Linked DNA regions of Homo sapiens: region 1 is linked to region 2. Evidence: read pairs that join two places in POLR2A ChIA-PET (ENCODE). Cell type or tissue: MCF 10A. All regions are shown on one strand.

Region 1 (5,000 bases), 81 kb before region 2:
CGGAATTCATGACCTCTCATCAGCAAACCCCCTCACTCCTCAGTCTGTTCTCTCATATGTCCTTCACCTTGCTGCACTAGGAGACCCCTGGCTCTCTCTGAAGACCCTGTTTCCACTGTAGCCCTCGAGGGATGGCTGTGTCTTCTGTCTCCACTGTTCTTCCATCTCTGAACCTAAAAGTGGGAAGGATCCTTCCTGCTCCACATTGCTGCTTTCAGACCGTTCTCTTTCCTTCCCCCTAAAACTCCCAGCTTTGGATCTCATCAGTTGATGAAATTCTGCAGTCTTTCACGGTGGGTGTCATCCTGAAAGTCACCCTCCTCATATGTTGATGCTGGCACAGTACCTGCCAGCTATATTTCTGTTTATTTCCCTTGTGCCAAAACTCCTCCAAAGAGTTGTCCACACTCACCATCTCCAAATCTCCAATTCTTATCTTCCTGTTACCTCTCTTATGGGTTTTTCTTAATGAATATGCATCAATTTATTTGTTCATTCCCCCGTTAATGGAATTCTGGGTTAATTTCTTTTTCTGACTTTTACGTAAGTGCTGCACAGAACACCTCTCTAGGGTACACATACTTAACAGGGGAACTGCTGGGTTGAAGCTCACTCTTCCAATCTACTGAAACTCACCTTGTCAATGATCTCCTACATTCCTAAATTCAGTGGCCCATTCTCAGCCTTTACCCTGTATGACATATCAGCATCATCTGACACATGCTTAATACATGACTTTTACTTGGCATTCAGCATAATTACTGTTCCTTCTATCTCACTGGATGATTCTTTTCAGCCTCCTTTGCTGGTTCTCTCTCTTCTTTTCTCATTTATACTCATTCTCCTAGTGATTTCAGGTAGTCTCGTGGCTTCAAAAAGTAGCAGATGCCAATTTTATATATTCAAATTTATATATTCTGCTCAGACGTTGGTACTAAACTCCAGGCTCACATAGCTCACTTCTTATTTAATATCTCCCCTTAGATGTCTAAAGGACATCTCAAATTCAACATGTTCAAAACGGGACTCCTGATCTTCCTCCTCAAGTCTGCTCTATCCATAGCCTTCCCCACCTCACCTGATGATAGCTCTATACTTATACCTCCTGCTTCTCAGGCCAAACTCGTTTAAGTGACCAGGACTCCTCTCTCTCATATCTGCCCACATTCAGGAAACCCTGGTGGTAAAATCCATAATCCAACAGCTTCTCCGCACTTTGTTGTCACCCTGATCCACTGAGATAGAGACACTATCATCTCTTGCCTGGATTTTGAAATAAGCTTAAGTTGTTGAATGAGTAAACAAGTAACAGCCTTAGTTCTCAAGGTATTCAGTGAAAATCAACCATCTGATAATAAACTTTAAAAAATTTCAGCACCTAGTAAAAAACACGTATTCCTAAAACCAAGAACTAACACATAGTGATAAAACAGTAGTGATATTTTCATTAAAACAGAAAGCCAATCAAGGATGCCTTATACTGCTATAACACTTAGTACTCTTCTAGAAGTTCGGACTAATACTACAAATGTGAAATTTACACAGTAGGATTGAAGGAATAAATTATTTTCATTTGCAAGTGATATACCTATAAAAATTTATGAGAATCAAATTAAGAACTCAGCTGGAATACAAGAATTCGGCAAAACGACTAGATATGAGATAAATAAAATTCCACAGCTTTCAATTCTCCTATCAAAAACCAGTTAGAAGAGATAATAGAAAGAAAAGATTGCATCCACAATAGCAAGAAAAAAAGTAAAACACATAAAAAGAAAACTTATCAAACACCATGCAGGAACCTATGAATAAAATTAGCAAAAAAGGGAAAATTCTTATGATACAATATAAAATACAAAAGCATGTACAAAACCACATAGGGGATAATCTACATGTATGTATAAATATATATACATTCACACTGATAGGGTGAAATCTAGAAGCAACTGTATCAAAATATTAATATTCATGACCTCTGAGTTTTAGGATAATGAATAATTTTAATTTTCTTCTTTGCAGGGTATTTTCTGGATTTTCTACAGTGAACATGTACGATCTTTATACTAAAAGTTTAGTTTTTTGTAAAAAATTATGTAAACAACAGTACTTATTTGGAAGTTTAATGCATGAAAGCATCTCTGAATTTGGCCTAAATGCAATGACCATACTAAGTCTTTCTGACCAGACCAGCAAACCAGCAGAATAAGCATTTCAACCATTCTTCATGCTGAATGTGATTACTGTTCCAAGTGATGGGTTTTAAGGGGCTTTTAAATTCAATTTGTGAGTACAGTTAGGCCTCCATAATAATCAACCTAATTCAACCATTATGTAAATCACTGCCTCACAGAGAGGTACCCTGGTGGAGAAAGAGAAAAGACCACAAGCAAGAATACTTAGGAAACAGAATGCTTTGACTAAATGAATGTGATACTTAACAGCAATAAAAAAAAACCTTTAATTCAAGCCTCTGAGTTATATGACCTGCTTTGTCACCTTCTTAAAGATCACTGACATTGAGCTTAATGACCTAGAAGTGTGCAGTGCCTTGGGCCTCCCCAGACATCCATTTCATCTCAAAGCTGAGGAAGGAATGAGGTGGGGGTGGGAGACACCTAAGCCGAGTACACAGGAAACAGGGTCATTCGATGGAGACTGTCATTTGAAAAATAACATGATGATATCAATTTTGTTGCTGTTGTTTTTGCCTAATCATGAAGTCCAAGAAGATGAAAGTTCAGCTTAGCTGGGACTTTGCCAAATATTTATCCTGAGACAGTAGTAGACATATATTTTAAGGCACTGTAATAATAACATGAAAGTCATTCACCAGAGGACCTCACTCACAAAAATAACTTATAAGGAAAGAATACTCTGAATAATAGTAATGCTTCCATAAGTCTTTTGATTATCATATTCTGCTAAAAAAACTTGAAACATTACTTTCAAATATATCTAACAGATCTTACTCCTTGCATTATTATTATTTAGATGAATTATTATTCATGTGAACCTAATGGCAACATAGGGAGAAACTACAAAACCCTCCTAATTAGCTACTCTACTTTTTGCATGATTTTAATTCAGTCTTATATTATAATGCACATCTTTTAAAATTGAGATGTCTAATCAGGAGCTGAAGAACACATTGGATTTCCTCCAAACTAAACCATAAGAACAACTATATGGCTTCTGTACTATCATTTCTTTAAAAATCTGGAATTCCCCTTCCTTACAAGTTGTTAAAACTCATTTCAAAATCCAGTTTTAATTGTATCAGTAAATGGCAGCATGCCATATAGTTCAGGATGAGATAATGTTTTTTTCCTATTAGGAGAACAAAGAGTAGCATCAGGTTTTCTGATGTGGCAGCACACAGTGTCTCAGTGCATCAGCTCATTGATCATTCAACAGATACTTATGAAGTACCTACTACATGTGAGGCACTCTGCCAAATACCATACCCCAAATGTAGCTGCAGCTCTCCTATTCCTGTGTCTCAGTGTGTGCATGCATAAGCACCAATTTACTTTTCTTTAATCAAGAAAATCAATTCAACTCCACTTAGTTTTTGTTCTGCACAAAGTTAGTATCAAAAAGACAGAAGAGTAGATTCTCCTATATCGTGTTTTCACTCATGTATCCCATAAATATGGATTAAACATCTTATTTTCACTCATGTATCCCATAATATGTGGTTTACACTAGTAGCACTTCAATGAAGCATTATTTTCACAGGTAGATCAAAAGGAAGCTTTCACATCCTTGCCTTCTTTCGACCATTTTTCTCAAAGACACACATCAAGGCATGAAAGCACATCCAGGCACTGACAAGTTCTGTGCCCATTACCCAAATACTCCCAGAGGACATTGCCAAGTTGCAAAGCAAAGGCCGGCATTTTTACATTCTCCCTTGAAAGCATCCAGAATTTCCATCTGGTTTGTCTATCACACTCAATGAGGAAAAGAGCAGAAGTAAGACTCCCAAAAGGTTGTTTAATTTACATTAGAGCAAAATTAGAATGCATTTTGGCAGTCCTGAATGCAGGCTATACCCTTCTGATTATAACTCCTACCTTCTACCCTCACAGAGAGTACTGGAAAGCAAATTGCACTAACAACAATGATCACCTCCTATTCTCTCCTCTGCCTTAGAAAGGTTTTGCTTTCCTTTGCTAAATCTAAAATGCCCATTTCTCCATTACCCTCTCACTCATTTCTATTCACTTCCCTTTCCTTCCTTGAGAAGTTGTGCATGTGAGTTAATTAACCTGGTTCCATGTGGAAGCAGCTGAAGAAAACATTTCTTCACAATGTCTTTTAAGCTACAAATGAACACACAAGACACCCCTCTTCTAATTTAAGCTAAGGGCTTGGAAACTTACATCTTTTCCCAGTACTCTGAGTTCAAATTGAGTCTCCTTGAAGTGAACCTTTGTAATCCGAGGCCTAAAAAACAAAGCAGATGGTGTTGCTGCTGTTTTTAAGTATTAACCTTTCAGAAAATCAGGGAAGTATCCAGTGGAAAAAGACTGGTGAATACTGGCTCCTTTATATACTGCTCCATACCCAGTACATACAGCGACAGAGAGATTTCCCCATACACTCTAATGAAAACTCCATTCTCATTGTCCTATGCTTCTCCACTAAATGCACAATGACCTTAGAATCCCTAGATTGTGGCAGTGCTGCCTTCCCAAACACAGTGCAGAGCCATGGGCTTCCCAATCTCTCCAACTCATCCCCATTTGGAGCTAAAAGTCAGAATAGTCCTGGATCCACAGCCCACCAGCACATACTGAAATGGGTGAGAAATCCTACTACACACAGCTCCCAGGGAAAAGAGAGTCTAGAATCACAGTGTCTGAAATTTACAGAGAAAACATATGCTGAGGTGCAACAGGAGAAAACTCACACCCAATTTCACTCATTTATTTATCACCCACTGGAAATATACCTGTTTTCTTTTCCCCAACTCTTTCACTGACACAGGAGTCCCA
Region 2 (5,000 bases):
GGCTGTTCAGAGTTAGGTGGAGTAAGGCGCTTTCCTCTGCATGTCACTGGTTGGGGGCGGGAGTTCAATTCCAGAGTATGAAATAGGAGGCCTGTGGCATTATTCTTTCCTGTGTTCCAGAAGGCAGATTTCCTCATCCCGCCAACCCCTTTAAAAGGCTTCAAAGTGGGGTGATTCTTTACCCTGTACACATTATACTGTGGTGGTCATTAGAGCTGTTCGCCAAATACTTCCAGTGGTACAAGAGCACTTTCCTGGTCCCCTTGTGATTGGGTGGGGCCCTGTAATTAGGGCTTACCACTGAGTGGATCCAAAATGCAAAACCAAAAAGTTAGTCAGGGTGTGAGAGGCAAAAGTACAGAAAGGAGATGATGACAACATCCAAAGGCTTGGTGGCTGTGCCACTGAGATACAAGGTCAGAAAGCTAGAAAGAGAAGATTTTTAGCTGCAGAAATAATGAGTAGGTGATAGCTTTCAGAATTGACAAATGTCCTAGAGGTATTTGGGGTCAATTACATGTCTTTCAACTTTCTCAAGGCCATGTCTAAAAACAATTTCTGATCTCTCAAGAGCAAAAGCATCTTTTCATTAGAGACTTCCCTTTTACAGTCTGTTCATATACCTTGCTCATAAGACAACAAATACAACCTGTCTGTAGTTATTTCACAGTGCCATTGAGAACCCAAACAACAACAGCTACCTGTCTGTATAGAAACAATATGCATTGTGGACATTAATCATTACCCCTCAGTGTTTACCTTTTGAGCCTGTCACGTGAAGGTTTTGTAAGATGCAATATTTCATCATTAATACTGATAATGCATGTGTACTGGGGCTCTTCAACCATATATAAATGAAATTTTATCAGCTTTTCCTCTGTAATTAATGAGATATCTAGCTACATATAAGTTTCTCTGAAATTCCATAATTTGATCATTACAAAGCCCAAACCCATCTGTTATAGTCAGCTTTGCCACAATTCAGTCTGGTCTAACACAATCTACTATAAAATCCGGTACCACATCCCCTATGTCAAACGTTTGCTGGGTATCTACCATATATCAACCACCGTGTTAAGCACTGTTTTATCAGTAATGCTACTAATAATTGCTAACATTTATTGAACACTTAAGATGTTCAGGCTCTGTTTGAACTGTTTCCATGCAGTATCTCAGTCATCACAAGATCCCCACAGACTGGTGAAACTCCTGTCTCCTTTCATAGACAAAAGGACGGAGGCTCAGAGAAGCAAAGTGATTGACCTAAGGTCACACAGTAAGTGGGAGGACAGCATAACCCCCGAGTTCATATTCCCTGCTACACCATATACAAGGATCCTAATTTCAATAAAGCATCTCCTGCCCTCAAGAGTGTTACAATACATAAGAAGTGATAAGGGCATCTAAACAAAAGCCCTATCTGACCCATATTGTAAAAAAAGTACTGGGGAAAAGGTGCTAGGAAAATTGAGAGGAGAAAGTGAACTCTTCTAATATGAGTGGTCAGGGCAGGCTTCTCACAGATGGAAGCCTTTGGGCCATTCCTTGGAAGTGAAAGTCAGGAGCGGGCATCCCTGGAGGACAGAACAGCAGAAACAAAGGTACCAATGACTGCAAGAAGGCACTGGGCACATGGAAAGACAAAAGAGGACCCCATTTGTCTGAGGGTGAGATATCTCCTAAATCGCTCGCCTTGCCTCCATCCCCTTAGGTTCAGGTCAGGCCTTCAACCTTCTTCCCATCCACATCCCTGCCTCTTACCCTCCAAAATGCCATGTGTCACCTTTTCTAAAACACAAGCAGTGTTCCTTGCCTTAAAAAATATGCCCATGAATACAGTGAAATTCCTCTGGCATGACATTTGAAGCTGACTTTACTAATCTCAGTCTTCTCACACCCCTGAGTATCCCATCTCATCTGCTCTCTAGCCAAACTAAACTGCTACCTTCCCATAGCAGATCAGCTTCTCAGACCCCTTCAAACCTTCAAAGAAGCTACTTTCTTTGTGGGGAGCCCTTTCTCCCTGTCTGCTGGTGACCCCCCTACCAACTCTTCTCTCGGCACTGTCTCAGACTGCCTGCCCACCTGCTCCGGCTCTCTCCAGCATGGCTGGCTCCCTGCTGTTAACCTGAACAAGCCCAATACATGGTCATACCAGGTCGCTGCACCTGTGCTCCCTCACCAGGAAGGCCCTTCAAACCATCAGGTATCCTATGATTTGTTTCCCCCACTGTCTGGAGATGGGGGAGGCTTCCTCTACCAGCGTATATAAAAAAGAACACCCCCCGCCACCACACACAAAAAGATACCTAGCTTTCCATTCTCTTCGTAGCAGTTATAACTTGACAAACACATACACACATTGTGTATTTGTTAACGGCCTCCCTCACCCTCTAGAACAGGGTTGGAAAACTACAACACATGGGCCAAATCTGAGTCACTGCCTAAGCATTTATTAGAACACACGTCCACTATTGTTTTACACATTGTCTGTGGCAGAGTCCAAGAGGTGCAACAGAGACCTAATGGCCCACAAAGCTCAAAATATTTATTGCCTAATCATTTACAGCAAAGGTTTGCCAACTACTGCTCAAGAATGGCTATCTCCCTCTGTCTCCTGCTGTGCTCACACTTTATCTCCAGACCATTTTGGCGCCTTACCTAGCATGCAGTAGGCACTCAGAGAACATTTGTAAATAAAAGAAAGTGACAGGGTGGGGGAGAATGAAGGGAGAAGAGCATATGAATGCAAGAGATACTGGAGGGAAAAATCAACAGGCCTGGCGACTGGGTTTAGGTGCCAGCGAAGAGAGCAGGAATTGCACAATAGGAGCTTTTCAAATGTGGCTGTGTTCCTTGGCCAAAGGATGAGATTCTAATCATCAAACCATAAACACAAGCTGTGAATCAGGGCTGGCTATCACACCACTGATGGGTTTAAAATAACAGTGTCAGGCTCCTTGACAAGGTCAGTCAAGGCCTGACAGCACTGCCCCCATAAATAAACTGGCTCCATTATTATAGGACTGAAGTATACAGTGGAGAGTCAAAGTTTTGGTAACCACAAATAACACACATAAATCTAAGTAGCTAACAATACAGTAACAAATAAATATATTTAAACAAGGAGATATATAGCTATAGATATATATATATCTATATATATATATATATATATCTATATATATATATAGATATATAGATATATATCTATATATATATATATTTTTTTTTTAGACAGAGTCTCATTCTGTTGCCCAGGCTGGAGTACAGTGGCCTGATATCGGCTCACTGCAACCTCTACCTCCTGGGTTCAAGCGATTCCCCCGCCTCAGCCTCCTGAGTACCTGGGATTACAGGCACACGTCACCATGCCCAGTTAATGTTTTTGTATTTTTAGTAGAGAGGCGGTTTCACCATGTTGGCCAGGCTGGTCTCCAACTCCTGACCTCAAGTAATCCACCTGCCTTCGCCTCCCAAAGTACTAGGATTATAGGCGTGAGCCACCACGCTTGGCCAAGCTTATAAATTTCAAATGCATAAATATTTAAGCAAATAATAACTTCAGACCTCATGGAAGAGACCTTTTAATTATTAATAAATATCACTCTCTGGGCTCACAGATGAGAAAACCAGGGCCTAGACTAGTTAATCACTCACGTCATGTCACCCAGTTGGTTAATAAGAGAAAGTTGGAACAGAGAACCAGAACTCCCGATTAGGGCCCCATGTGGTTCCCTCATATCCAATGCTCACAGCAGCATGAGAAAAGTCACGGAGGAGAGCCCATCGACCCCGCCCTTTCAACAAAGTGTTAAGGTCAGAGTCAAGTCTGCAAAAGATTGAGGGAGTGACGGAAGGAAAGGAAGATCTACCCAATTAGGAACCCCAGTGAAGATTTCTGGCTCTTATCCAACTTGACCTCTCTGTAGCACAGTGGTTCTTAAAACTTTAGGATGCATCAGAGTCAACCGATGGCCTTGTTGAAACAGACTGCTAGGCTCCACCCCCGGAGCTCCTAATTCAGCTGATCTGGAGTGGGGCCCCAAAATGCACGTTTAACAAGATCCCAGAGGATGCTGATGCTGCAGGTCCAGAGAACACATTTTGGGAACCACTGCTGTAGCATTTAACCATGACCCCTGCTTTGGCTTTTATCACACTTCTTATCTGCCTCTCTGGCCAACAGTTTGAGAAGGGTGGGAAGTCTTACTTAGATTACTTCCTTCAATAAGGAAATATTTTCTAGTTCTCATATAAAGACTAAATAGCAATAAAAACAGATCCCTGCTCTGTAGAACATCAATTTTTAAATGGATGTATAATAGCATATTAAGGTATTATTTTTACCTTTTATATTCGCTAGTTCTGATGTAACTACATGTACGTTTCTGCCAATTTTCTTTCGGTGATATGAATTTTGTTTATAAATGATCCATTTAAAAAGGACGTATATTGTTGCTCCTATGTCTACTCCCTGGATAGAGATTCAATTTCGACAGCAAGCCCAAAACATTCACTCAGCCCTATTGTAAACATAAATATATTTCATACATAAGTATCCATTTACATATACCCTTCGACCTTTCCACCTACTGTTCACAATGCAGGGATTTTTCTTTCCCTCTATCAAACAGCCACATGGCTTAGTCCCTTACTTCATTCAGATTTCTGCTCAAATGTTACCTTCTCTGGAAGGTCCTCTGCAAGCACCACTCCATAATAGCAATCCTCCCCACACGCCATCTCTCCTATCCCCATCACCTACTTTGTTTTTCTTTACGTTTATTGTATATTAATGTTTTCACTGTTTAATTGGTCTCCTTCCCATGAGAATGAAAGCTTCATGGGAACAGGGACTTTTCAGTTCATTGCTCTGTCCCCTGAGCCTGGTATGCAGGACACTCAAATTTTAATTAAATTGTTGAATGAATGCTTATCAACTTCCAAAAATCCCACATATAACTGTGTTTGATTATAATGCCTTAACCTTCCTAAAA

Evidence for each region. Peaks named below come from ENCODE experiments on the same cell type or tissue, not always from the same donor. Only the 100,000 strongest peaks of a DNase experiment are listed, where the experiment ranks them.
Region 1: POLR2A ChIA-PET joins it to region 2 with 7 read pairs; 2 of 35 experiments call an interaction of 5 or more read pairs at or near these places.

What each region holds. Positions count from the first base shown.
Region 1 is chr5:112,254,844-112,259,843 of GRCh38, forward strand. It overlaps EPB41L4A (erythrocyte membrane protein band 4.1 like 4A), which reads right to left. Exons shown (of 23, transcript NM_022140.5): 9 at 4,386-4,449. LOC101927023 (a long non-coding RNA gene) reads left to right here. Exons shown (of 4, transcript NR_110559.1): 4 at 2,020-2,466. Among named protein-coding and RNA genes, the nearest start is that of SNORA13, 96 kb to the left of the region's middle. In MCF 10A, no CTCF peak of the experiment used is centred here; no DNase peak of the experiment used is centred here.
Region 2 is chr5:112,336,318-112,341,317 of GRCh38, forward strand. The region is part of intron 1 of EPB41L4A (erythrocyte membrane protein band 4.1 like 4A); the gene reads right to left. Among named protein-coding and RNA genes, the nearest start is that of EPB41L4A, 80 kb to the right of the region's middle. RefSeq lists a silencer at 2,741-2,941. In MCF 10A, no CTCF peak of the experiment used is centred here; DNase peaks (open chromatin) are centred at 2,474 and 2,824.